7 separate regions of the Mus musculus genome follow, and all the other regions are linked to region 6. Evidence: chromatin loops called from intact Hi-C (ENCODE). Cell type or tissue: heart. All regions are shown on one strand. Region 1 has its middle 91 kb from the start of Gm46748. Region 2 overlaps 2600014E21Rik (a long non-coding RNA gene). Region 3 holds the start of Gm13652 (a long non-coding RNA gene). Region 4 holds the start of Mtx2 (metaxin 2). Region 5 has its middle 97 kb from the start of Gm46748. Region 6 has its middle 5.7 kb from the start of Gm46748. Region 7 overlaps Gm50595.

The links. Hi-C counts contacts between places; a loop is a spot of excess contacts. Peaks named below come from ENCODE experiments on the same cell type or tissue, not always from the same donor. Only the 100,000 strongest peaks of a DNase experiment are listed, where the experiment ranks them.
Region 1: a loop joins it to region 6, with 6 times the contacts of the local background. A loop is called at or near these places in 9 of 42 quality-filtered maps.
Region 2: it touches region 6 in a loop (4-fold over the local background); 4 of 42 quality-filtered maps call a loop at or near these places.
Region 3: it touches region 6 in a loop (10-fold over the local background); 9 of 42 quality-filtered maps call a loop at or near these places.
Region 4: a loop joins it to region 6, with 2.2 times the contacts of the local background. A loop is called at or near these places in 3 of 42 quality-filtered maps.
Region 5: it touches region 6 in a loop (6-fold over the local background); 9 of 42 quality-filtered maps call a loop at or near these places.
Region 7: it touches region 6 in a loop (6-fold over the local background); 9 of 42 quality-filtered maps call a loop at or near these places.

The regions. Positions count from the first base shown.
Region 1 is chr2:74,968,783-74,972,782 of GRCm38, forward strand. No RefSeq gene overlaps it. Among named protein-coding and RNA genes, the nearest start is that of Gm46748, 91 kb to the right of the region's middle. In heart, no CTCF peak of the experiment used is centred here; no DNase peak of the experiment used is centred here.
Region 2 is chr2:75,310,353-75,314,352 of GRCm38, forward strand. 2600014E21Rik (a long non-coding RNA gene) reads left to right here. Exons shown (of 12, transcript XR_001783367.2): 9 at 665-790; 10 at 2,239-2,659; 11 at 3,527-3,695. The region is part of intron 3 of Gm39857 (a long non-coding RNA gene); the gene reads right to left. Among named protein-coding and RNA genes, the nearest start is that of Gm34401, 27 kb to the left of the region's middle. In heart, a CTCF peak has its summit at 2,087 (motif pointing left); a DNase peak (open chromatin) is centred at 1,039; H3K27me3 peaks cover 1,069 bases.
Region 3 is chr2:75,136,603-75,140,602 of GRCm38, forward strand. Gm13652 (a long non-coding RNA gene) reads right to left here and starts at 1,373. Exons shown (of 3, transcript XR_374685.4): 1 at 662-1,373. 2600014E21Rik (a long non-coding RNA gene) reads left to right here and starts at 1,053. Exons shown (of 12, transcript XR_001783367.2): 1 at 1,053-2,450; 2 at 2,688-2,771. In heart, a CTCF peak has its summit at 1,509; a DNase peak (open chromatin) is centred at 1,309; H3K4me3 peaks cover 1,278 bases; H3K27ac peaks cover 789 bases; H3K27me3 peaks cover 3,178 bases.
Region 4 is chr2:74,823,567-74,827,566 of GRCm38, forward strand. Mtx2 (metaxin 2) reads left to right here and starts at 2,246. Exons shown (of 10, transcript NM_016804.4): 1 at 2,246-2,477. The coding sequence starts at 2,438. In heart, no CTCF peak of the experiment used is centred here; DNase peaks (open chromatin) are centred at 2,335 and 2,705; H3K4me3 peaks cover 1,780 bases; H3K27ac peaks cover 1,319 bases; H3K27me3 peaks cover 677 bases.
Region 5 is chr2:74,962,163-74,966,162 of GRCm38, forward strand. No RefSeq gene overlaps it. Among named protein-coding and RNA genes, the nearest start is that of Gm46748, 97 kb to the right of the region's middle. In heart, a CTCF peak has its summit at 2,396 (motif pointing left); DNase peaks (open chromatin) are centred at 2,389 and 3,469; H3K27ac peaks cover 424 bases; H3K27me3 peaks cover 39 bases.
Region 6 is chr2:75,053,870-75,057,869 of GRCm38, forward strand. No RefSeq gene overlaps it. Among named protein-coding and RNA genes, the nearest start is that of Gm46748, 5.7 kb to the right of the region's middle. In heart, a CTCF peak has its summit at 1,513 (motif pointing left); a DNase peak (open chromatin) is centred at 1,112; H3K4me3 peaks cover 750 bases; H3K27ac peaks cover 876 bases; H3K27me3 peaks cover 467 bases.
Region 7 is chr2:75,586,715-75,590,714 of GRCm38, forward strand. The region is part of intron 2 of Gm50595; the gene reads right to left. Among named protein-coding and RNA genes, the nearest start is that of Gm39853, 25 kb to the right of the region's middle. In heart, CTCF peaks have their summits at 2,069 (motif pointing left) and 3,698 (motif pointing left); a DNase peak (open chromatin) is centred at 3,667; H3K4me3 peaks cover 988 bases; H3K27ac peaks cover 325 bases; H3K27me3 peaks cover 351 bases.

The DNA.
Region 1 (4,000 bases), 85 kb before region 6:
CAGCCAGGGCTACACAGAGAAACCCTGTCTCGAAAAACCAAACCAACCAACCAAAACAAAAAACACACAACAATAAACAGATGAAAACCTCCGTTAGATGTTTTATGTAAATATGCAAGATTGAGTTATGTCTCGAATGGAATAAATAGACTGGAAATGTGTGTCAATTGACTTAGGGACTGCAACAATCAATGGCTTCAGTCTAATTGAGTTCAAAATCCGTAGCCACTATCAAGCCTCTGTAAAAGACAGTTGATCAATCAAAGTGTGAGTGCAAGAAAGGTGAGGCAATTGCCTTCTATGCTGACAGGACTCACCCTTCTTGAGTGAGCATCCTTCATACTTTGAAGAAACCAAACACACACGTGGTTTCTGGATGGAAAGGAAGGGAGACCCATCTCTGCCCACAGACACACGGTGTTTTTCTGACATGGTGGCTGTGAAGCTTGCAACTGGAAATCATCTCAAAAACAAATTGATTATCTACTCTATAGCAGATACCACTGTGTCCTGTGCCTTGGCTTTCTGGTTTGCCTTTAAAATGAAAATACACAATTTGGTTTCTGTACCAGATATCCATTTGATTTATCAGACGGCATAGAGATGTTTGAAAACGTGTATCCTTACACAGTTACAGAACTAAGGAGGACAGCCCACGTGAGGACTCGTTATGACGACTTGCAGAGGAGTGGGAAACCTAAACCTCTTTTACTTGTCTTATGATTATGGAATACCGAGGTCTGAGCCCAGGGACTGCATCACTCTGAGAGGTGACAAAGCCCGATGAAGAGCCCGGAACTTCACAGTCCTCCTACTTGATGACTACTTTGAGCTGGAGGTGAATTGGAGAAGCGGGGTCTGATCTGATGGCGCCTTTTCTGTTGGAGTCTCTCCTTGGTGTGGTACTCCTGATAGCTTGGCTTCTATTGCAGAGACTGTTTGTCCAACCCAGTTCCTTTTCCTCTGGAGCACACAAAGAATCCACATTTCCTGTGACTGCTTTTTTGGCTAACTGCATGTGAATGGTATGGAGTTTATTCCAAAAAAAAAAAAATGTAAAGATGGTCTTACCATGACCCATTATTATTTACCGTATTAATACATCACAGGGAAAGAAAACATCTGATCCCTTTGAAAGAAGCCCCAGTGCATTTGGATACCCACTTAGCCCAGGGTCATGGCCATGTTATTTACACCAGTTCTGATCTGTGGAGTTTCCTAAAGTGCAGGTCCCAAAGGTAAAAAAGATAGGAAATGGTTTTCATTCAATTGAGCTGCTTTCTCCACTGGGAGGAACCTTGATTCTAAAATAATTCCACGACTGACTGTGAATGAACCAGCTAAAAACCCTAAGAATCCAGAGCTTCCATCTGATTGCCTTTTGGTGACGGTAAAGCCCCCACTGAAGCTGCCCCACATCACCTTCTGGAATTTTCCCCATAAGAAGGAATTGCACCTTAGGCCTGGGGTCTTTGCAGAAATTGCTCTATCTTATGCTCTCACTCAAGCCAAGCCACAGAAACAAACTTGTTTGGACTCATTCATTTAACTACCTTTATAACTTTTTACTACCAGGATATTTACAAAATTAAATAAAGGTACAGGTTTTATGCCTGTTAATAAACTTATGCTTATTTTTTTTAACTCCTAAAAATGTTTTGAGTTGGACAAAATGTCGGTTGATTCACGCATGGATCATTTGAGAACGAACGTTAAACTATGCTCCCCATAAAGTACCATCCCCTAAAAGCTTGATTCCCTAAAGTCAAAGCTTAGCACAGGGAGCTCGAGTTGGCCAGATTAACTCAACAGTCTCTCCCGGTCTGGTCTCAGAAGTAAATAGTATTTCTTTGTTGTAATTGTTGATTTTCCCAAGAGGCCAGAAAGGCTGCAATCCAGCAACAATTTCATCTGTTTCCTCTCTCCTGCATGATTTGCTGTGCATACCTAGGAGAGTGGAAGCTGCAGCGAGCTCTCCTAGGCCAGGCTTCCAGGAGATAGCTCTCTGTTACAGGACCCAGGTGTTAAGCCAAACCCCTTGTTTATAGAATGTGAAGGTTATGACACGAGCCAATAAAGCCTGGAAGTGCAGTTACTGCCGCTGACATTGCACCCCCGAACACACGTCATTGTGCTTTTATTTCTCCTTCACAATGGCGCGGACTTAAGGAGGGAGCATAAAACTTAACTTTGAATTTCCTGGCTTTTGTTGGTTTGTTGAGTAATCCTAACGCTATTGAATTTTTCCCCCTCTCGCTGGGTGGTTGTTTTTCTGGTGCAGTTTGTGCATTGTGTTTTTCTGAGAATTACAATGGTTTCCACACGTCATGTTGGCATGAATGTAAGCCATACGTTGACCTTTGGCAGGGTCACTGGAAGCAGAGGCATCTGTGTAAGCTGTGCGAATTCATTTGAACCTGACAGTGATTTCCAGTGGAGAGGTCGCTGTGCAGTTAGCGTCTTCTTTTCCTTTGGATTGGGCTGACAAATACCGGATGAAAGGGAAATCTGCTCATGGCCAGTGCCTTCCACCGTTAGGACCCAATAGCTACCTCACTAGTGAATTTGCGGCAGAAAACGGGGCTCTGAGCTCACTCACACATAGCAACCCAGACAGGTCTTGTTGGCTGACTCTATTTTTTCACGTATAATTTATTTTCCTCATTGCAAAGCTATTCATGTTCATGGTAAAAAAAATTATCAAATAAAAATAAGCAGCAAGGAAGACAAAAGAATTATTTAATCAGCCCCCGTTGACAGTTTAATGGATATCGTTGTTGGCATTTGTCCTAGGCAACCTATTTTTTAAATTTAAGTTGGAAAAAGGGAATTATACTATACATGCTCTTCTGTAAGCTACTTTCTTTGAAACCATGATTTTAAATGTAATTGCCCAACAATCATGTTTACATTCTACGGCAATTACAAAGGTAGTACATATGTATAATTAAAGAAGAAAACATTCCGTGAAGTGATTTGTGCGACACTTCTTTGTGCTTTTGCAAATATACATAGATGAAAATATATGTAATTTTACCATTTACAGACTATCCCTTGGCAGCTGAATTGTAACTGAGGTAGGTGTTCATTCTGACTCTCCTTTGGACAGAGTGCTGTGGCCTCGTGTCTCCTTTATCACACCCAAGGCAGTACTGGCTTAGAGACTGGCATGCAACAAATTCAAGTTGACCTTGCTTCTCTGTTTGTCTCCATTACAAATGTTCTACTCTTGCAGGTAACTTTGATCTCATGTATTTTGTATTACTGTTTGATGTGTTTATAAAAAGTTAAAGAGAGGGGAGATATGTTCTATGGATTTGTTGTGGTGAGGCATAGGGCAAGGGGATGTCTCAGCAGGCCCATGCCATGGCATCCCTTCGCCCTAAGGGATCAGCCACAAGTTTATTCAGGGCATGGGGAAGGGAGTTAAGAGGATAGTAGAGGCAAAGAAAAGGAGAGAGAGAGGGGGGGGGAGAGGGGAAAGGGGAGGGGAGGGGAGGGGAGGGGAAGAGGCCAGCCATGAGCACGTGGAGAGAGGGGGAAAGGAAGGGAAGGGAATAGGGAAGGGGCTAGGGGACAGGGAGCAAAAAGCAAGGGGAAAACAAGAGGTGGATCAGGCCTACCTGGCTATTGCCAGGTAACTGTGAGGGGTGGAGTTTAGACAGAATGCTAACATTGTTGAGCACCAGAAACAGAATGCTGGCTAGCCTTGAGCGAGCTTGAGCTGTAGAATTTGCATCTTGGTTCCATGTCTTCGGAACTATAGTGGCTGGAGCTGGCGTGCAAAAGCCAGTTACGTCCATCCGTCTGTCTACCAGGTCCGTGCTCAGTAACGTCATGTTTGAAAGAAGCTGTAGCACAGGCATTCACAGTCGATTATACCATCTTGCCGTTGCTGTGGCCACAGGAAGGCTGTCCAAGCTTTCAGGCCTTAGATTCCTCATGTGTAAAGTGGGACCTCAGGGCTGGGGAAGCTGCGTGCTGCAACTTTGAGGGGCCT
Region 2 (4,000 bases), 260 kb after region 6:
CTTTTCTAAGTTTTTCAAACTGAGGGCAAGAAACAGCCTTTGCCTTCCCATAGCAACTCTGGTGACAACAGTGAAATCCATAGCCACATAGCTTCTGGGACCCTGGAGGCGTGAATCTTATTCTATAGGATCCTCATCGAATCACCTTCTAGATGAAATATTTAGAGATGGAACTGTATGGCCGTTAACATCTCAAGAATTCCATCCAGATTTGTTCAGTCATTCTGGGAACAGCCTTGGTTAGTGACTGCTCGTAATGTCAACGCTTCTGAAAACTTTTTTATGGTCATTTTATTGTTTTTATATCAAAACTAAAACTTAAAGGAGCTTGAAAAGTAGGTTTTTAGATGATCACACAACGGCCTGGTTTCAGTTCTGTGCTTTTTACTTTATGTGCACAGAAATTAAGCAAAATCCATATTTGAACAAAGACTCTGGATACAAATGAGCCTTGGCTTCTGAGACTCCTCAGAGCAGTGACTAGCTGGAGTGTTTGAAATGCATTGGCCCTGGGAGGCGAAGAAGTTATAGCAAACAACATATGGGCCTTAAAATCTGGAACTACCCAAGACAGAACAAGAGAGTGATTCTCACTCTACTTATTCCTTATTTTTTCCCTCCCGAAGATAAATAACTTATAATCATATTTTATTCTCATCTTCAGAGAAATATCTTGAAAGAGCCAGGTTGGTCCAGACCTGCTGGCAAGCCTGCAGCCCCATCCACCGATTACCTAATACACTTGTGACATCTGCTTTCCTTGTTGTGAGAAAACACAGGGAGGAAGTGTGTAAGTCCACTGAATTGTTCCTGACTCCTCTATTCACCTTTCAGCATGCAAGTTCCTTCCCTTGGCGTTGATATCATTATGCATTTGTCAAAGATAGACTGTCACTTTAGGGCCTCTATTATGCACAAGAATTGGCAGCAAATTTTGCCACTGGGATTTGCTTATGTCCTCTGTATGTTATTGTACTTCCCTGGCATTCAGTAAATTCCGTACACCCACTCCTTTGATGTTCATTCCAGCCCCTAAATGTGGAAACAATGACTGAAATTTTGGATCAAAGCATCCCGTAGACGGCAGGCAGCATAGCTCTCTGATAATTCACTAGAACACAGAGTTCCATCCCTCCCCCCATCTAAAAATCTAGGCCAGTAGTCCCCCAAGCCCTCTGGCTTCCCCAGGCCAAAGGCACAAGAGGAAGTTAAAGAAAACAAGCTCAAAGTTGGAGTCAAAAGAAAGACACTGAACTACACAGCGCCATTGAAGCTCATGGTCATATGGAAGGCTGACTGCTGTACCATCTGTTAATCCATTTCTCTTCACTGCTTTAGCTGGGCAAGGTCTCCCCCCCCCCCCCCCCCAGCATTTGAACACTCTCCAGGTCCAATTTCTGTATAACGTCAGCTGCACAAAATGACCTATATTTGTCAAAATAAAATTTTAAGTCCCGAAGTGTCCATGGAGTATATAATGGTAAAACTAAAAAAATAAAAATAAAAATAAACTCAAGAACTAGCAAAATTTCAACAAGTGATTTTTGCAAACTGGAAGCTGCCTGGAGCATACATTTAGTTTGCTTTCCTCTGGGCAAAGCCAGAACAAACTATGACTTCATTGCCTTTATTTCACACCTCAAGTTTGACTCCATTAAGAACTAAAGCAGGTAGCTCCCTAAGACTGCTGGGAATCAGATGAGTGAACAGATAGGAAACTGTTGGAAGCTATTTGGGGGGTCGGGGAGGGCACCTTATAAATCCAGGGCGTCTATAGCTTAATTTTTGCCTTATTCCACTTGGAATTTAGAGTGTGCTCATTACAATCAATATATAATGTTGGAAACCATCATAAAAGGATAACTCTCCTTTTAAATATACTGAATTGTTTGAGGACCCTCATCTGGAAAGATGAGAATTCTCAGTGGAGAGGGACATTTGAGATTTGGACCAACTTCTCCAAAAGGGAAGACAGTCTACAAGTCTGACGGCATCTGTCCAGTCAAAAGGTAACCCCTAAAAATCTTCAAAACCCGATGCCGGGCTAAGTGGAAAGGTTTTCCACCAGATGTATGCAACAGTGCCATCCAGCGGCTATCGCAATAATTACAAGTGTATCTCATTTTTCAAATGTAACCTGTTTTATAATCATATATTCTTATTGTTTTAAAATTTAAAAATCGTTAATTTTAAAATTGAGGAGTATCTCTGATTCCCCTAATCCATCTGTTTCTGCAGGTGCAGAAGGGGTGATGCCTGACCTACACACCCGGCAATACCAGAAGTTTCACTACCTTCCGTTGGTAAACGCTTCAGGGAAGGCTCTGCAACCCTGAACGTGTTTTATTGTAGAACCTCACTAGGAAACTCATCAGTATTTATTAAAGATGAATTAAAAGAAGGAGGAAAAGGAAAAACGGGATAGTGAAGAGAATAGATGAATGAAAAAGAAGCAAAGGGAAGAGAGGAGGAAGGGACAAAGAGGGCAAGAAAAGAGAAAAGAGAGATGAGAGACCAGGACTTCCCACCTAACCTTACCAAACTTTTTCAGTTGAGCTTTTAATGGGATACTATTCCCAAGAGGAAATTCAAAAAGAAAACCACCTTGAAACATCCTTGCTTTTAATTGTACTCTTTCAACTGCCAGGAAATTAATTAGGTAAGACAAAAAGAAAATTTTCTACCTTAATAAAAAGAAGCCAACACCCAGGAACAACTGTCTTTGCTTGAGAACAGTGTTACGTGTACAAAGCTGCCTACAAAGTGTCTCCCGCCTGGCTCAGGCAAGAAACTGGGACAGAAGTCTGTGATGTTATACCAGCCTGGGAGTCGTGCATGGTCATGTCAGTGTCGAGTGCACCAGGCGACACAGGGACATGCCAGGCACCGCTCCTCCAGAGAGACTTGCCAGGTATACATGTTACCTCTCTCCCTTAGGCTTCACAGACTCGGCGGCCTTCCTCCAACCACCTGTCTCCTTAGGAAGTTTGAGAGAACTTTCTCCTCTGTGATACAAACAGTAACCAAACAAAGCAGTAAACAATCCAGTGTGGAAAGCACATACTAAAGCTAAGATTTAATGTCACTGAAATAAAATCATAACAACAAAAAACTCCAAGTACCCTTTCTTTGCATAATGTATTTCAGGTGTCCAGCTACAGAGGCCAAGCCTGTGATTTACATCAAGCAAAGAGTCCTGGGAGAAAGAGGAGGAAAGACCGCCTTTGCCTGGGACAAGATTCCTATTTGTGTCAAGGAGAGTTAGGGACGAGATGGTTGAGGCAGAGCAGCTGACTGCAGTCTTTATCCAGTTTGCATTGCTTTGGGGAAAGCCTTTTAACTGCAAGCCGGATTGTCCAGATGCTGGGCTGTCCGGATGCTGGATGGTCCAGATGCTTTGTCGTGGTTGTTCCCTCTGAGTTTCCTCTGCCTTCTGGCTCCTCTTAGTCACCTTCACAACAGGGCTTTATCAGGACTCTAGAGCATCGGGCAAGCTCAGGTCTCACCTCTCCTTTTAATTCTGCAGGAGTCTATGCCATGTACTCCAGCCCTGCATAGAATGAGTTCTGGAGTTCACCTGGAGCCCACGGAGAGTGGATGTGGAACTTTTCTGTAGAACATAGGAGCCGTCTGTACCGGCACAGCTTCAGCCAGCAATAAGCATTACCAGCTCCTGCCAGAGGAGCAAGAGGCAGGTACAAACAGTTGGTTTCTTCTCTACTTAAGGAAAAAAGAGAAAAGAAAAAAAAAAACCAGACCTGTTTTGCAAAGTTTTCTTTGGTGCGTTAGGATATGAGAAGAATGGGGAGGGAGAAGGAAGAAAGGAAGGAGGAGGAAGGTGAGGAGGAGGAGGAGAGGAAGAGGAGGAGGAGGAAGAAGAAGAAGAAGAAGAAGAAGAAGAAGAAGAAGAAGAAGAAGAAGAAGAAGAAGAAGAAGAAGAAGAAGAAGCTGCAAATTCAGTCACATGGCATGCATATCCTCTCCTCGACCACACATTTTA
Region 3 (4,000 bases), 83 kb after region 6:
TACTTTTTTAAGCCCTCTGTTCCAACCTACTTAAAATTCAACACTGTATTTTGCAGATGATGAGAAACATTGCCATTTAAAAATAGTCAAACACCCTTCTCAAAAACCAAGAAGTATGTACAGGTAGGGGCCATCGCACCCTCTGCAAGCAGCATGGGGCGTGTTAATCAGTGAGTTCTGCCCCTCGCCGGCTTGGGGATTCTCTTTGCCTTTGTGCACCCACCTCAAGGCGTCCTGCTACCTGGAAAACTGCAACTACAAGCTGTCTTTAGGCTAGTAGCTGTGGCGGAAGCCTCTTCGGGGACCCCCTAGGACCCGGTGTGAGCCTGTGAACTCACCACTCCAGGCTTTAATTGGATTTGACTAAAAGCACATAGTTTCTGGCAAAATGGCCAATTCTTAAATGGAGCCTCAGACCTTGGCCATCCCTAAGGAGAAATAATGCCCCGAAACACGTCACTGCCCACTCATTTCCCATTTCACTAACTTCCAATTAACACACGCTCTCTTCAGAGTCAGCATTACCATCATTTGGGGATTGCAGAAACAGAGGTGACATGTTGACTTTCTGTGGCTAAAAAGCACTTATGGGCACCATGACCAACACCTTTCTCCTTGGAAGAACATAACTTTCAAAACTTGCATCCCTCTCTTTACAAACCTGCTGTGTGGCGCGGAGGGGGAGGGGAGACGTGGGTGGAGGCCACCTCTCTTCTGCAAAGCCATCGAGGCCAGCAAAGGCCAGGGCTTTTCGTTCCAGCCTTTTCCTGCCCATCAGTGTCCACTTGGAGTAGCGTGGAGAGGAAGGTTTACTCTTTTCCCGGCGGAGCCTCAGCGATGGGCTCAGAGGAGACTCTCTCCAGGGGCCCGGCCGGTCCATACCTGTCCCGGGTGGAATGGGAACCCCGTGCAGCTGCTGCCTTCCTGAGCCCGTGCGCCCGGGCAGCGACCCAGAGCCAGACGATTGGCCCAACAAGACGAGACGACAGGGAGGCGGGAGCCGGTACCCCAGGGCGTTGGGTCACTCTGATCTCCCGGGGCAGGGCTAAGCAAGGGAGAGGTCGTTCTGGAGCTGATGCACTTGTCCCCAGCGGGAACGGACTTGACCCCCGTTAGCCTTTGGAGCGCCTCGGAGGCCTAAGACGAGCTGGACATCGGCCTCGTGTCATCTTCGGCCTTACTTTGGGGGGACGGTCACTCCAGGAGCGCTGGCCTGCCCCCTCCCCCAATGCTCCCCCCACCCCCAGGCTTAGCATCACAGTGGACAACGTCTCCCACATCCAGGCTCTTGATCCGAAAGAGGGGAACTGAGGGCTGCCCGCGGCAAAGCTCGACCTACACTTCATTTTCTTCCGATTTGGAGAAAATGTCACAGGAGTGGGTGGGGGAGACCCTCGCACTGTAAATATGATTTGGAGGGGGCGAGGCTCGGAGTGCGAGGGCCCCGGGCGGCGTGGGCACCCTGCTGGAGATTCCCGGTCTCACAGCGCGCCCTAGTGGACACCCTGGCCCGCGCCGCTGCCCCCGGACGCCGGCTGGGTTTCCCCGCGCGCCTTACAATCTGCAATATATTATTTCTTGCAAAGTATTGACAATGTGCGAGGTTCTGGTAACCCCGGAGCTCTTGTCTGTAATCAGCACATTTATTCACATTTGGGGCGGGGGGATCCGAATTAAATCCCCGTGACCCTGATTAGGTTACAGTGTCATTTTCCCCCTGGATCCTCTTTTAAACCCACTCTACACTGCTGCTCTGTCTATTACATGCTAATTTAATTTTACTGTGGACGATATTTTCAGCATTTGCTGAGGACAGTAAATTTTGTAGTTTATGTTATTTCACTTTTTATGACTTTTTAACACTTAATAAAATTTTATTAGAGCACTTTTGTGTTTACAAGGCCACAAAACTCTTGGCAGGTTGTCAGAAGTCCTTTTTATTATGATCCTACTGATATACTGCGAGTAATGAAATAATCATGTCCAGAAATGTATCAAAGGCCAGAGGGATTATCCCACTTAATAGCTCCACAGATGCGCCCAGAAGAATGTGGACTGCGGCGGACAGGCTGGGAGGCAGCAGAGGAAGAAGGCAGTTCCCCCCAGCCCCCAACACACACACTCACACACACTCCTTTCTTTACCACTTCTGTTGCTTTCCTAAAAGGCTACATTCAGGGTCATGTGACTTTCCGCGGTCTCAATAAAAAAAAAAGAATTTATTCTATTGCAAAATGTGCTTTTCTTTTTATACTCCTTGTGTGAGCCTTTAAGGCAGGTCTAGTGGCAGTGGGGCTGGCTCGGCGGATCCCTGTCAGTCACTTTGCTCTCGTACTAAGTGTACTTTTGTGCCATTTAAGCAGCCGATGGTGTCATTGGCGTTGAGAGTGCAGCTTCTACAGCTCACACTGAAGGCTTTGGGGACCCAGGAGGGCGCGAGTTGTTTTAAGGTCTGTACCCTCCTGCAAACAACACTGTTTGCAGTTGCTGTTTGGTTTTATTTTGTTTTTGCAAACCAGAGGAACGGTGGAGACCCTGCCTTCTGCCTGACCAGAGAGCTAGTGTTCTATTTCATTTTTTATTTATTTATTTTTTATCTTTGAGGGGTTAAGACTTGCAATGAGAAGGACTGAGAGCCTACACCTTTTATTTCCTTTTAAAAGCCAATTTTCTATTTCTTTAAACAGATACATGGCCATTTGACATACCCGTGTTAAGTTCAATCTTGCTACAAAAGAAGGCCATTTGTACTTCCTGACCCTGAAAGCAAGGTGGGTGGCTTTGTTTTTTAATTAAATTTTCTGCCTCTAGCTTCATATTTCTCTTTCTCTGTTATTTCCTAAGTAGTGTGCCAGAGTGATAAGAGGGATGGATATTGGACTCGTAAATGGAGTGATGATTTTGAAATGGCTGTTGCTGTGTCCATAACCCCAGAGTTCTTCTAGACTTTGGCTTTGAAGGACTTTGGCAACAGTTTTTAAGAGTGTGTGTGTGTGTGTGTGTGTGTGTGCTTCCAACACATCTAGTTGTGGTTTTCTGTTGTGGCATTATTTGATATGACCCCTGGAAATGTGTGCCTCTCCCTGGACTGCCTCCCTCACTATCGCTGTAACTCTCCCCCCTGGGTGCCAGGAGTCTGCTCATGAGGGCTCTTTGATTTTGGCTGCAAGGGAGCAGTTTTAAGTTTTCTGTGTCATTCGTTAACCATGAACAAAATTTAGTACTTGGTCTGGTAGCCTGTCTTTGATGGTCTAGGCTCTGAAAGGAACACAATAAAGGATTGTGCTTATCCTTAAAAGAAACAATAATGTGCTTAAATTATTTCAGCAACCATTTTGCTCTTTTTATAGATGCTTTCAATTTGCAAATGTGAGCCAGATTTTTCTTTTTCTTCTTTTCTTCTTCTTCTTCTTCTTCTTCTTCTTCTTCTTCTTCTTCTTCTTCTTCTTCTTCTTCTTCTTCTTCCTCCTCCTCCTCCTCCTCCTCCTCCTCCTCCTCCTCTTCCTCCTCCTCCTCCTCTTCTTTCTTTTTACCACCCCTTCCTCGTTCTTCTTCCCTTGCCCCTCCTCCTGCTCCTGCTCCTGCTCCTCCGCCCCCCCTTCTTTTTCTTCTTAAGATTTCCCTAGCAGTGGAAAGGCCCAGGAAGAAAGTGATGTTAGGTTCTGAGGAATTGGTCCTTCTCTGTCCTGGCTATAACTGGTGGTTCATGTTCTTTGCCTCTTATTTTGAGAGATAGAGAAAAGGGCTCAGACTGTGTCTATCCAAAACTCACAGGGCTTTAAGAAAGAGACCTGTGCCCATGTGTGGGAATCAAGGGGACACTCTTCGTTTTTATTCTGTATAACAATTCAGTGTTTCAAAAAGCTTGTGTCCAGAGCAATTGGGACAATTCTTCAAAGATTGTAACAGCTTTCTGGTTAAAATTTGGTTTTTATTGAAGTATGAAGTATATCTCTTTTGTGGTAGATACTTTATAATTGGACTTTTGCAGCTCTGCTTT
Region 4 (4,000 bases), 230 kb before region 6:
CTTAACCAGTCTAAGGTATTTTCTTCTAGCATCTAGGGCAGGTTAAGACACTTGCTTTAGTAGCAAAGGCAGAGTGTCTTAACCCAGTGCTTCAGAGGCACCCCAGCCCCTGTTTATCTGTGTTCCTGTGTAGCATGCCGACTGAAACTGCAGAATCATTCCATTTGTCTGACTCTCGCTCTCTTGCTCCCCAATCTGTCTCCAGCCTCTGACTCTAGCATCCTTCTCCATTTGGGGCTCACCTCTACCCCTCACACTTGCTTATTGTTTTCCCAGTCAAATCCTGGGATAGGACACTACATCTGATCCAAAACAGTCAGAGCATAGCATCTATAGCTTCAGAAAGGCAACGGATAAAAGAGGCCAGCACAACTTGATGTGACAATAGACTTCCAGTTTTTCAAAGCCGTACGTACATAAAATCCCTTGTGTAAAGGACAAGAATGGAAGGGTTGATTGGCAGGAAGATACCTACAACAGCTCATTTCTCTGGGTCAATATCAACCTCAGGATGAGGAGGAAACTGGGTGCCACATACACTGTTGGGGTTTCCTCCCTCAGCACAAACAGATGGCATCCTACCATCTTCCTTGTGTTTCTATAAGCCTCTCATGAACTCTGAACTTCAGGCAGAGAAAAAGATGCTTTCAGAAGTACTTTGTGTCTATTTAAATGAGGAAGCTTAAGTTTGGTTGAATAGACTTCTCATTTGCTGTGGGGGCTACTGATACCTGCTCTGGTTTACTCTTCAAAACTTCTTACCATTTTATGTCCTCTGAGAAGACTTCTATATACTAGCCTCTGGTATTTATGGATGTGACCATATTTGCAAATTGGCTCTGCAGATAAAACCAAGAAGAGGTCATAAAAAAAATGAGTAGGCCTTAATCCATTGGCTGGTGCCTTCAGTGGAAGACAGAAGTTTGGACAAACAGATGCAAGGGAGAATGTTGCCTAATGGTGGGAGCAAAGGTGGAAATGACTTGTCTAAAGCCATGGAATGCCCAGGAACCCTGGAAATCCTAGAAGCTGGGCAGATGGAGGAAGGACATTTATTTCTATGTCCTTGAGAGCAAGCATCGTCTTGCCAACACTTTAACCTCAGACTTCTAGCTTCCAGAACCAGAGAGTAAATGCATCCGTTGTTTTAAACACCCAGTGTGTGATAATCTGTCCCGCACCTCTAAGAAAGCAATATACTACTTAAGTATATGAACAGAAATTTAGACAATAAACTGTAATGGAGGGTCAGAGATCTGTGGACAAGAAACAAAATCGCCAGGCGTGGTGGTGCACACCTTTAATCCCAGCACTCGGGAGGCAGAGGCAGGCCAGGTACAGTAGTTTACTCTAGGGTTGGGTGGGAGGTGGGCAGGGACAGACCAAGTTCCGAGTGTTGTTGGCCAGCCTAATCCTTGTGCTCCAGATTCTCAGTGAGAGACCCTATCTCAAAATAGAGGATGGAGAGCAACTGAAGAGGTACTGAGACACTGACCACTGTACAAGCTGATGCATGTGTGTGTATGGGCTATGCTACCGAGCCTGAAGACTTGAGTTGGATCCCTGGAACCCACATGGTTGGAGAGAACTAAGTACCAAAAGTTGTCTTGGGTCTATACACTGACACACACACACAACAACATCGTCTCACCTCTCCGAGCCATGTTCTCATCAGCGAAAGGGGGCTTTGGCTCACCAAATGATTTCTGAAATCAAGTGTAACTTTATGCTTCTAATTTTCTAATTCTGTAATATTTATGATTTTTGGTCAATTGTAACCTATAGTTAAAAAAAAAAAAGATTAGACTAAGAGGAAAGATTCAAGGGATCTAGCGCCCTTCCTTTTACTCTTGTTCCTTCTACACTCAGAAACAAGTAATTGAAGTGCTTTATTCTCCAAGCTTCATTTTGGGTGCTTGGAGTTGAAAGATTAAATTATGTCTCAGCTCACAAGCTGTGTAAGCCTCCTTCTGGCTAGCGCATTTGAACAAATAACCAACACTAATATCAGTCTATGGACCCCGAATCCTACAGTTAGTGGAATTGAGAGAATTCCTGAGTTTCTGGGCTCCAGTAGAACCAGACCAGGCACTTGAACCTCTTGAAGCTGTTTCTGTCTTGTTGAACTGCTGAAAGGTTGCAATCAAATCCAAAAGACTCTAGCCAGAGAGCCTGCTCTCTTAGGGCTCTCGCAGGTCCGGAGCGCGCGGGGCGGAGCAGCCGGAAGTGCCGGCGCGCGTTGTCAGCGACGCCGGAAGTGCTTGGTCGGCCTGGCGGTAACCTTGCGGGCCGAGCCACCGCTGCCGAGGTGAGCTCTGCTCGTCTTAGCGTTGGCCCAGCGAAGCTCGTCAGCTGCCGGGGGAAGGCCGCCGAGGTCGCGCGGGAGGGCGCCGAGCGCCGCGGAGCTCAGGCGCGCGCGCAGGACCTCGCAGCCGACATGTCTCTGGTGGCGGAAGCGTTCGTCTCCCAGATCGCAGGTAGCCCGTGTGGGCGCCGACGGGGCGGCGTGGGTGGCGGCGGGGATCCGCGTGGGGAGGCGGAGGGCTGGAGTTTCCCTGTAGCCGTGGGTCGAGGGTGCTGAGTCTACAGCCCGGGTGGAGGCGGCAGCGGCCATGGAGGCTTGGCCTCACTTTCTGGATGAGGAAACTGAGGACACATGGCCAAGGTCACCCTGCAGGGACAGAGTCCTGACCTCACTCCCTCCGCGGCGCTTTGTTCCCCGACTCCGCGGTTTAGGTGGCGGAGGCCCGGGGCTGGGGATCGAGGTGGGGGCGTGGCCACGGGTTGGGTCCTCGCCTCCCCCAAGGTTTCCGTGGGAATAGGGCAGCCTCTCTGCTCTTGGGTTCTCAAGTTTAAGGTGACTGTCACTCTTGAGCTGCCCTTCTTTACCTGTTGTTGATGGGTCACCCGAGTTGTTCTCCAAGCCATTTGCAAAGTCTGTGGGATTCTTTGAATTATTCTTAATGGGCATGAAGTTTAAAGAAAGTAAACATCTTTTGACACACACACACACACACACACACACACATTCGTATTGAAGTTTTTATTTTGGCGAAAGTGGCTATGATAGAAAAAAAGAGTCAAGTTAATGGGATGAATGTTAATTCCAGCAGTGTTTTCAACGTTCGAATGAGGAGATAGTCACTAAGATAAACAGTCGTATTTGGGGTAAAGTAGTACATTGGAAATGAAAGTATAATGTGTTATCAACTTTTCGAAACGCTTTCCATTGTATTGAATTTGTGTGAACTTAGATTTCCTTTAAAATAGCATTTTATAGGAGAGAGGATAGAAGAGAGATTGTAAGCTTCATGAAAGCAGGGAATTTTGTTTCCCATTGTATCCTAGGACCTGTCTGTCAGTTCTCTTTAAATACCCATGACTTGAGTAAATAACACAGATTTCAAGTAATGTTTCTCTCTGACTTTATCAGTGAGGTTGAAAAAGTCAGGCCTCTGACTTGAGGTCAGTGGTTTATTTTAGACTGATACTATGTCATAAATCATTTCACAGTATATGTTTGTATTCTGAATGTATATATCCAATGTGTGATTTCTTTTCAACAAGAAAACAAGAAATGGTATTTGATAAACTTTTGATAAGTTCAGAATTCTACCTCAGTTAGTGAAGTTTACAAATCCCCAGGAAGTTTGTATTTGTCTTAAGGTGCTTGTAGTGGTCTGTTATGGTAGTAGGACATATTTAAAGCTAGATAGTTCAGTAAATAGAAAGTAGTATAGGAACAGCTCCTAAGTCAAAATATAGCATGAATTAATTCTCGATGTATTAAAGATTTAAATGTAGCACAAACGAACTTACAATAAAATAATAGGGAAAAAAACAAGGGCAAATACAGGGTATTATTTTTGTAAGATTGGATAGCAGGAGTTTCTAAGCAAAACATGGAGTATACATTCCATAATCGAAATGGTTGTATAAGAATATAGAAAGTTTTTGATGTTAAAAGACACCATGGGACCTGGAGGGCATCATCCTGAGT
Region 5 (4,000 bases), 92 kb before region 6:
TAGGTGGTCCTTAGAAAATTCTGGAGCTCCTCGCATCTCTAATGCCATCAAGGCCTAGTTTTTCATTCACCTACTTTGCAATACTATGGTTCTCACTAGTGTACATTTCTGTTGGACTGGAGAGAAACCGGGGGAAAGGCTGTTAACGTCTCCCTTGAAATTGGACTACATGGCCATGAGAACCCAAAGTTCAGCACACGAGTGGAACTTCCTGGTGGACTTTACATATTTGTGGTGATCTGAGGAAATGGCTCCCACCTCGGGCAGTGATCAGCCCTGGTCACTCTCTGAGGCCAGCTGGCAGCTCTTCCCCCATGCCATCTCTGCAACAGGAGAAGGCTCAATGAGTGGGTGAGAGCACGGTGGGAAGAAGCGATAAACTGGGGGTGAGAGGGGGGAGGAGAGGAGGAAGGAAGGGGCTAACCTACTCCCCTGCTGTTGTCCAGAGCCTGGTCCATCTGAGCCTCCCCATTACCATTTCCTTGTTCCCTGAGTCTGTCAAGGGCAGACTTTATAGCTTCCTCTTGCACACATTAAAGAATGTTGGCTCTAGAGGTGGAATATTGAACTTGGAGCTCTGTAAACCTTGCAAATTTCAGTCCATAACCGATTTTCTAATAGCGCACTTAATCTTCGCTTTTCTTTCACCCCCTCCCCAGATCGATATTGATCATCAAATGCTTCTGTGTCTCTCAAGAAAGGGTTGAACTTGCTTCTTGCTTGACCTCACGTGGGGGACGGGTTGAGAAGATTTTGTTCTTAGGATACCACAGACTAAGCCCTTACATAAAACGTCTCTAAATGAGACTGTAGCGAGTATCACCATCTTCCAACCGGATCCACACAGAGCTAACCCTCCAAAGACCTGGTCCAGACCATAACCCTATGAAGTAGATTCTGCTAGAATTATCCTGAGACGGAGAAATAGGGCTGAGGGTGAGCAAACTGGTTCAGCAAGGTTTAGGAGGGCGGGGATACTTGAATTCTGGTGCGCACTGCTTCTATAAGTGGGTGTTGAGAGTCAGTCAGTATATGCACACCCCGCCATCTTCTCTCACTACCAACTTTTGTTGAGCATCTAATATGTACCAGCGACATTTAATATACTAGCTGAATTTGGATACTGCTATTACTTGTATACAGAGAGAGAGAGAGAGAGAGAGAGAGAGAGAGAGAGAGAGAGAGAGAGAGAGAAGGGGGATACTGCATGGTGAAGTATTTGGATTTAAGCTTCAGACTTCCTGGGTTCAAATTCTGATTCTGTCTCAGTTTATCACTGTGTGATCAAGTGGGAGAGTAGGGGCCCCTGATAAGGCTCAGAGGACTTAATATTTTCAGAGTGCCCAGGACAGTGAGAGAAACCACTGGGATTTTATGAGAGCTTGATTAATAATTCAATTAGCTTTCCAAATGTTCCTGAAATGGTAAAGAGTGAAGCCTTGTGGGCAGCAAGAGCTAGCTATGCAATAACCAACCCAGCAAGAAAATCTTTACAAGAAAATGAAAAAAAAAAAAACCCAACCTATCAAATTAAAAAAAAAATCCATAACAAGTTTTAAATGAGAACGCTGCCCAAATGTGTCTACTGAGCTGCGAAGCATACATGAGGCAATGAGCTAAACTGTCTAATTGTATCTGAAAGAAAAAAATACATAAGTTATTTAAAATATTTAGTTAGGTGTAGTTGTGCCTGCCTGTAATCCAAGTATTGGGGAGTCTGAGGCAAGAGATTACAATAAAGCCACTTGAGTCTCAACTTATGATTCTGGGTTTGAAGGCACCATTCTGTATGTTCCTAAATTATTTGTTTTCAAGATGTTTTAGGTCTGTATAAAATGGGGCTAATTGTTTTGGATTATGAGTGGGCTACTGTTTCAATTATTTATTCACAGGCTGGAGAAAATAGGGTCCTTTTCACACATACCCACACTGTCAGTAACACCGTTCATCCTTGAGAAGTTAAGTGACAGAGGGTCACTTTAATATTGATGCCTATGTGCACACCCATGCACACAGTTGGCTCAGGCTTTTATGAGACGGTCTAAGAATTCCTTGTGCCGTTTCAGCCGGCTGCGAAAGCAGGCAAGACCATCTTTTAACTTTTGTGGGCATGTATTCAACCTTCTTCACAAACCTACATTTAATTTCATTGACTTGTCTATTTTTTCTTCAGATTTTGCTTTTAATCCTTGCCACAAGAGCTGCCTCCCATCAAAATGTTCATTTTCATTAGGGATGGGAGGAAGATTTCTCCGAGGGGAGTGTCTGCTTTGAAGGAAGAAGCAGAGGGTTAGAGAATTCAAAATGCCAATTATGTGTAAGGTCGGCTGGTGAGGAGCAACGCTATAAAGGCCACGGAGTTTACTGCAAAAGGGTGCCCCCTGCTGGAGGCTCCTTCAATTGCGTCAGCTCAGCTCAGTTCATAACCTAAAGCAGCTGCCTTTCCCAGTGCCAACTCAGATTCTCTGCAGATGTTTCCTTATGACCCATCCACATGTTTGCTAAATATCATCTGTTAATTCCCCCCAAACATCCTGGATCTAGTTCTTTTATGTGTAACTCGACTTAAGGTCTTAAAATAGATGACAGCAAAAACATTTAAAAAATATATCTCACAGGTACAATTGTCTTGAATATCATCAGCACACTAACTCCGTAGTTGGACTCCAGTCTTAAAGGGCATTCCAGCTATTTTACGACAAACGGAGGTAAGGCATGTGCCCATTGTCCCTAGTCTTTAGCTTTTGATCATAGGATTTCAATGAATCACCATCAGTAGGAAGAGAGAGAAGTCTCAACTATCTATCTATCTATCTATCTATCTATCTATCTATCTATCTATCTATCTATCTATCTATCTATCTATCTATCGTGTGTGTGTGTGTGTGTGTGTGAGTGTGCATGCATGTGTATAGATATATGTGGCCTCAGACACCCTCTGTCTATCCCCCAGGAAGGTGCCCCCCCCACCCCAAGCAAGACTTCCATGCAACTGGATAGAGAGGCAAAATTGCTGTTGTCAGCGTCCCTTTGTGGGTGAAGGCTAACTGCCCTCTGCTGCTAGCCGGTGCAGGCTTCATTTGATAAGGAAATTCACACTCTTCCAAGGACTGTTTGCCATGTAAAATGAGGTTCTTGGATAGGAAAAAAAATTTTCTTACTGCAAAAAGAAAGATTTCTTCCTGGTAAAATAGTTGGGGTTTTTTTTTGGGGGGGGGGGAAACGGTGTAGCCCCCCCATCAAATCACACACCAGGATTCCCCTTGGAAAGAGGATCGGTTGCCATGGTAACCAAACCTTCAGCAGTTTCCCTCAAGACAGTGGAGACTGGAAGGAAATCAGGAGATGGCGGAAGTCTACCGAAGAGGCCCCAGGTCCTCACCACACCCACTGGTTCCTAGTAGCATTAGGGAAGCGGCCTAGGGACCAGCTGTGGCTTTGCTCCGGGATACTAGGAGCAGGCAGCTGGGCTGGGATCCCTTTGTGCTAAGGGAGGTCTGCCGAAGACAAGCAGCCTCTGATTACAGGATGTTTCATCAGAGCAGCTGCAAGCCATCGGCTCCTGACTCAGTGCCTTTCTGAGGGTCCACCCTAAGGAACTTCCCAGGACGCACTTACTGAACTTGACTGGGAAGGCTAGACTACTGTCAGAGTTCTTTTAAAGGGGAAGGTAGACCAAAACGCCATTGTGTTTTTTCGAAAAAACCTTCCTCCGTTGGGCTAGGCAGGCGCTTTCCTCAGCCCGGCACTGTCACCTTCGGGAAATCAGCCGAAATCTGCGGACGGGGTGGGGTGGGGGCATCCCACAAGTACTACATAAGAAACTCTAGGTAGGACCAACTCACTGGTGTTTTGGCAAACTTTCTGGGTTTTTTTGATGCACACCAAAGTCTGAGAATCACAAAAGTGATGAGAAATCTGTAATTTAGTTTTACTAGGACACATGAGAGGAATAACAAGGGCTGAAATGGCCACCCCAGCGCCTTCATCCTCCTGAGAC
Region 6 (4,000 bases):
TTGCTTACAGCCTCAGAGAGCTAGCATATTTTTCTTCCTATTCTTATTCTTCCCATGGAGAACATGGAAGCAGGCTTGGTGCTGGAGAAGTAGCTGAGAGCTACACCCTGATGCAGAAGCAGTGTTTGAAACCTCAAAACCTGTCCACAGTGACACGGCCAGCTACAACAAGGCCACACCCACTCCAGCAAGGTCATACCTCCTAATCCTTACACTAACTGGGGACCAAGCATTCCGTCATATGACCTATGGGGTTCTTCTCATTTACAGCACCACAGTGAGTTAATACACAGGAGATGCTGAATATGTGGCACGTGGTCAGTATCAGCTGCTAACTCCCCCTCATTTGTACACACATTTGTCTCACTGCCTTGCCCAGGACTGTGGTTAAAATGAAATTACTAACCCTGGATGGAGAATGTATGGCACAGGATAGACATGATCATCTGATGCAACCGAGTATGCCGCTAATTTTCAAGGGGCTATTTTTAAGTAGGAAGTTCAAGGTTTTAGGTTTCAATCCATATCTCCATTTAAAATGGTTCTCCAGGCGTTCATGGGGGGGGTGGGGGGGTGGTGTTCATTCGCTCCATGTTCTCTGTTCCTACTTATCTCCCGTGCCAGCTTTTGGGTTTTCTAGAACTCACTTTCTACAGCCCCCTCAGAAAAGTGGAAGAGTTAAACAGCAGACAGAGACCTCCTTGAAATTTCACTAGCCTGTGGCAGCAGCTTCTGGGGCAGGTTGGACCAAGAAATCCCATCCTACACCGGGCCAGGCACCATGCCTGCAAAGCTCTCAGGCCACACAAATCTGGCGATTATGCCTGTAAAGTCTTTGTTCTGGATGGGCTGGCCCTTGGATTTGAAAGGGTTCTCCTTTCTTAGAGCCACATGCAGAACTAAACTGCACTTCGAGGATACGCAGGAATCGTATTTACCTCCCTGTTCACAACCTGGCGACCCTAGCTGTCCCTTTGCCCCTGGCCTGGGTCCCACATTTTGCATCTCACCACAGCTTACAGAGTCAGGCTTGGGGACAGTGAGAACCTAGCTCTGCTTTCCAGCGGGGTGGCGGGGTTATTGAAACGGATATGCCTTTCATAGCCCTTTTTGTTAGGTGTCACATGGCTCCACAGGACGCTCCATCCTAACATCCTCCTGTGGTCTGAACGGTGGTGACGGGGATGGGGGTTGAGGGGGCAAGGCTTGGGGGAAGGGCTGCTTAAAGCTTTCCTTTCCACGTCATACCTCTGGGGGAAGACAGGATTTCTCTTTCCTTCCTTCCTTCCTCCTTCCTTCCTCCCTTCCTTCCTTCCTCCCGTCCCTCCCTCCCCTCTCTCTTTACTTAAAGCAAACCCTCAAGACACTCCCCCCAAAAGAAACAAAACAACAACAAAAGACAAAAACAAATAAACAAAAAAACCCCAAGTTCCTCGAATAGATTGCTTTCAATTTCCCCTCCCCCCTCCATATAGCCCACGACGCCACCAACAGTGCCACCTAGTGGCCAAATACAAATTTGTCCCTTCATTCTGAGTCGGCCAGCTTTTTAAAAGAAAAGAGAATGTCTCAGGGAAGTAAATGAAAAAAACAAAACAAAAAAAAAAAAATGTTGTTTGGGGAGGGGGCATGTTCCTATATTTTCTTAAGAACATAATGAGGCCTAAAACCCGTTTTCTCTAGTTTCTTCCTGCAGGCGTTTACATTCTTAAAGTAACAGCCACTCTGATTTTATTATAATTTTAAAGTTGCCTGCTGATGATCAGTATTTTACACTTCAGCACGGATAATCTACACTTCAAAGTGTAATATTTTTAAATGAGTGACATAAAAACAAACCAGAAACATGTCTCAGACTTTACAACCACATTGCCTGGTAAAAATGCTATATATTTTAATATTAAAATTTAAAATGCTGTATATTTTTTAATAGTAGTAATCTCTAGGAGGAGATGAGAATTTTAGCCAATGGATTCTTTTCAAAAGCAGAGGAAACAGTGAAAAACCTCTTTAATGAAATCTCTTGGACGTTTCAAAAAATGAAAACTCCTGATTTCACTTTAAATGAAATTTAAATTTTTAAATAATTTCATGTTCTCAGGAAGCTTCGGAATAGCATAAATAAGACCTGTGCACTACCTGGCTTTTCCCAATAGTGACATTTAACAAGACTCTAGTATGCTGTCAACACAGGAAACCAACATGGGTACAGTTCATGCGATTTATTCTTGTCCCACCTGCTCTGTGTGCGCTCATTCTTGTGTGAATATAGTTCTATGCAATGTCATCGTATGTGTAGATATACGTACCAACGCCATGATCCGAATTCTTCCATCACCACAGAACGGCATTGTGCTACCTCTTTCTTATTAAAAAAAAGAAAAGAAAGAAAGAGAGAGAGAAAGAGAGAGAAAGAAAGAAAAGACCAAACATGCCATTGTCTCTGCAGGAATAAGGCACGAGAGCAGCAACAGCAAGGCCATCACAAAGTTGTTGAACACCATAGCGTGTTATGTTATTGTTTAAATAATAGTGCTACGTATCCCCCAGCTGTAACAGTTTCCATTTAAAGAGATCACAGCAACAGGCAAAGAAATGGCAATTCATAGGATGCCTTCTAACACATCAGATTAAACCCCACAGCCACTAGGCACTAAGCCAGGTGTTGAAGGCACTACACGGAAGGGCAAAGTGCACTGCTCAGCCCCAGCCCCTAAGTCTTTAGCCAAGACTTTCCTTGAGACCTTTCAGTGGCCAGGGCCACCCTAGGCTCTGTAGATTCAAGAGTAAGGCCTGCTCTGACTACACAGCTGGGCACAGAGCCATTGCTGACAGAGTTGGATGGAACGTGCGCTTACCTTTCTAACTCTTTACCTCTTGCGGGGTGGGTTTACAGCTTCAAACTTACCTACCAGTAGGTCTACAATATGTTGGGAAAGCTGCTTTATCACGAGAAGCAAGGGTGATTTGAGTAGCTCCTCTGAGGGAAGCAAAGGTGAGATGCAGTGTGTGAGCACCTGGGAGTCAGCCATAGGCCTCTGTGTCGGCTTTGCCACCCATTCCCTGGGGTCCTTACATGACCGTTGATTACCTTAAATTTCCCCATGTCAAGGCGAGGGACTTCAGCAGATCATGGCCAAAGTCCTCTCCGTGCTATCTTATAAAGTAAAGGTTAAAAGGTTTCTTGGTGGTATAGGATTCTAATTATTGAGTTGGTGATAAAAGTTAATTAGAAATGCTTCATACAATTTAAAATAGGCTTCTATCTCAAAATGGATGGTTTAAGGACTGTGGATTCTTGTAAATAACCCTGGGGTATTTATTACAACTGTACTAATGGTATCACTGTCCTACATTCCTGGTGAGTGGAGATCTCGCTGATGAAGGAATTCTGGAGTTCAAACGCGCCTCTCCCACCTGTGCCACCTTTCAGAGCCATTAAAGCCAATGAACTTCATCTGCTCTCTTCAGTTTGCCATTTACTGACATGATATCAGGCATCTAGTTTACTAGATGAAATTTAAAACACAGATAAATATTTCATGTTCAAGATTTTAAAGGATTCTGATACACGAACAGAACTTCAGCTGTGTGGACTGGGGAGCTGGCTCGGTGGATACAGCACCTGCTGGCCAAGTGCTGGAACCAGCATTCGGATCCCCAGAACTCACATCCAAGTTGGGTGGGTACAGTAGCCAGCTTGAATCCCAGAACCTGGGAGGCAGAGGCTGGGGCTTCCTTCAGCAAGCTGGTTGGCTCAACTTGGTGAGCTCTGAGTTCAGGAAGCAGGTCTGTCTCAGTGAATAAAGTGGAGCGTGACCCAGGAAGAAGACAGACATCAACTGCAGACCTCTACATGCGTGTCCATGTGCACCAGCACACACATGAGTGCACAGTGCTCACGGCATTCCTGCCACACCAAAGTCTTCACACGTGTGACTTATGATCCACGCAAAAGGATAAGACCTTCAATGACCTTGGAATAATATTTCTAGCCACC
Region 7 (4,000 bases), 530 kb after region 6:
AACCAGACGTGCGGGGCTAGAGGTGCGCTTCAGTGACAGGGTTCATAGGTTTGGTCCTCAGACACTAAAAACAAAAGACATTTTAAAATCCCCAATAATACTTTTGCACAAATACTAAAAGAAAAACACACACAAGGAGGGAAGGAAAGCTATAGCTATACCCAATAACCAATGCCTAGTGGCTATACTACTTAATTCAGTAATATATACTTAATTCAGAAATTAAGCAAATCTGAACAACTATTTGGCCACCCAGGGAAAGAAGTTCACTATTTTCATATAATTTTTTTAGACAGGGTTTCACAATGTAGCCTGGCTGTCCTGGAACTCACTATGTAGAATCACAGAGATTTGCCTGCCTCTGCCTCTGAATGCTGGGGTTAAAGGCATATGCTACCATGCCCAATACACACACACACACACACACACACACACACATTTTTAAAGGCAAGGTCTGAAATACAGTGGTACATACTAGAAATATATATATATATATTTTTTTTTTTTTTTTTTGAGACAGGATTTCTCTGTATAGCCCTGGCTGTCCTGGAACTCACTTTGTAGACAAGGCTGACCTCAAACTCAGAAATCCGCCTGCCTCTGCCTCCCGAGTGCTGGGATTAAAGGCGTGTGCCACCACGCCCCAAGGAATATTTTCGATTAATTGTTTTAATCAGTGGTTCTTAACCTGTGAGTGGGAACCCCTTGGCAAACTTCTATCTCCAAAAATACTTACATTACAATTCATAACAGTAGCAAAATTACAGCTATGCAGTAGCAATGAAAATAATTTTAGGGTTGGGATCGTCACAACATGAGGAACTGTATTAAAGGGTCACAGCATTAGGAAGGCTGAAAAACACTGGTTTTAATGAACACATACCCTGGTATATAAATCACCTCACCTCACCTGTGTCCTAGGCAGAACCCACAGGAGAAGACATGTCTCCTGTCCCATCCCATGGCCCAGGTAGTATAATACTGAAGGCCAGTTCCCCAGCATCTCAAGGGTTAAATTCTTTGTTGTACCTAATTTTGAAAAACTAAAGCAACCTGCTTAGGCTGGTTCAGCAAGGGAACCAACCGTTTCATAATGAGGCTTGGCCTCGCCTGTCCCAGTAGAATTAATTTTGTGCAGTAGAACACCTAGATAAATTAGTTTTGCTTTAAATATTGAGTCCTAAAAGAGTTAAAAGAGGGAGAATATCAATCAATAATTTTTACATTAACTACTTTGTATATGACAAAACAAAATTAACTTTGGCATTATAACCCCTTCATCTGGCATTTCTGACTGGCCCTGAGTTTTGAATAAAGAATTAGACGTCTTAAAAACCAACCGACATGTGTTCTCTTGGCCCACAATACTAACTCACTGTGGGTTTGTAAGAGATGTAATGGCTACCTACCATACATTTTCCAAGATTGTAAACATAATTGCTACTTACTAAAGCAATCCTGTTCTGGAAAGAAGAATTCTGAAGATAAAGATAGGTTTCTGAAGGTTTTTGTTCTGTGTGTGTGTTGTGGTTGTTGTTGTTTTGTTTTGTATTGTTTTGTTTAATATTGAAGGTGTTTAGCTTTGAATTTAAGTGAAAATACTATCTTAGTGACTAATGTTAGATTTTTAAATAACATTTTAATTGGTTGGAGTTTTTCCCAATATCTACCCTTCCCTTTCATAAAACTGGCTTCTACTGAAACATCTTTATGGATTTAAAAGTGACAACAAATTTAAACTAAAACTCTAGTGTTTGAATGGTCTTTTCAGGTTAAATGCCTATCAAAATGTAAATAGATGATTTCTTCTCCAGCAAGATGAGATCGGGTTTTTAACCTGGCCAATTGCCCATATAAACAATCTTTAATATTATTTGGTCATCTTTTGGTAATTAAAATGGCATATCACAACCACTTTAAATTTATATCCATGTGACAAGAAAGTTATTTAAGGCGTAACTGTGGATAGAGGAAATGTCTCTTTAACAGATTCTTTCAGGAATGCATCTAACAGGAAGCAAAGGTTTTCAACGGCACATAAAAACAAGAAGCAGTTGAACAGCGCCACCCAGAGGTAAGAAGTATATTACATCCAGAGATGATATCGCGAACCTTACACTCACTCAGCCGTCCTTACAGCCACTTCCAGATGTTTCTCTAGTAATATATCAGACATTGCTGGCTCCTGGGTCTGTATTGAAATCTAACATTTTAGTAAGTAAAATTAAATGTTTTGCTGTAGAAAAGGTGCTTTATTTCTGCTTGTTAATTCCTGTCTTTTGAAACAATAAGCACAGGTTGAATAAGAGGCAACACGCCTTCCAGAAATGCAGATAGTTCACCCACCTTTCTTTAAGTAAACGAAATTATTAGGAAAGCCCATTTTAAAAGAATCACTCTGTCCCTACTCCACTATTTCCATACACCCCTAATTACTTTTCTGTCTGGGTTTGTTGAACTAATGCATATTTCTGAACCAAGATTATATACCATTGGAAGAGATCTTAAGAAATCCATTGAAAGCCTGCCATCAGCACCATAAAAAGAGGATTACATACATAAGAACCCTGGGCAAGTACAAAAAAAGGTACTTTTATTATTATTTTACAGGAACTATAAATTTGACTTTTAAAAAAATCTTATTTTGTGCTCAGGATATGGTGCAGGCAAAACACCAGACACACAAAGATACCTTTAAATTTTTTAAGAGTTATTTTGGCCGAAATCAAAATGAGCTTGCCGATCTGTAATTACAGAATCGGGGTACCCTTGAACCCAAGACAGAGATGCTGCTGCATTGAGCTACACTACAGGAAAAAGGCCTCGTGTTCCCCCACCGCCTTCAGCCAGCTCAGATAAACCAGCACAGGCAAGCTTTGCAGAAACGCGTAGAACCGGTCTCAGGGTTGCTCCTAAGCAGAGTTGTACGCGTGCGTGCGGGGTAACCCAGGGCTTTGGAGGCCCTGCGTGCGGGGTCTGTAACTGCGTTGCCATAGCTATCTGTCACGCGTTCCTGTCAAGACTCCCGGCTGCTGCTTTCTAATCGCCTGAGAAGCAGCCTTCCTGTGACAAGAATCAGGCTCCTCCGTTCTGATCTGCATCTTTAGCCTAACAATGAGAAATGGGTTTCCATAAACTTAAAAGAGGCAAAGAAATGATGCCAAAGCCATTACTTGCTGCTTCGGATTGGAAGGAAGACACCTGTCCCTTTTTAGACCAGTAATAAAGGATAAAACTATGACAAAGCCGTCAGCGTTTCATCTGGAAAATAAAGGGAATCAGCTGGCGCTCTCCTAAAGAAAAACAAAATGCCTTCCCCTCCCACTCTGAAATCTGCATCAGAATCTAGCCTCGATTTCACGTTGTGCTCAACCTTACAACATGAGAGAAAATTATACTGTCATGAAAACCAGTGCAGAAGGATCTCGTTCTTTTTAATGCTCCCCTCGTGTCTTTATCCCTTTCCTCTAAATAGCCATGGCATTGTCCACCTCAGTGTTTTGGTTTGAAGCCGCTTCAGGGGCTTCTGGTTTTGCAGCCTGCGGTTTGAGGTTGATCAGGCTGCAAGCTGCAGCTGTGGGAACCCCAGGCTTAAGGCATTTGGAGTTGGTCTTGGGCAAGCTGCCTCACCAGGGATAGCACAGCGCTCCCTAGCCTGGTTTAGAAAACCCACAGCATTACAGCGAAGGCCCATGCGCGCCACCTAGTGGACACGATCTGCCTGGGGTGTCATCAAGACATGGTGGGTTATATAAAAATCTGCAACCCCTATAGTTCGCCAATAAATACACTTTTCTTCATACTATAGTCAAACCGACGAGGAAGGGGACATATTTTAAAAGAAAGTGTCAAATGCATTAACTCACAAAAGCTTCAAGACTGTCTTTTCAAATATAAATATTATTCAGCCCTTCCTTTGGGGCTCAGGAAACCCGGAGGGGAAGAGGAGGCAAAAAGAGCCAGAGGGGTGGAAGATACCAAGGAAACAAGACTTTTAAAC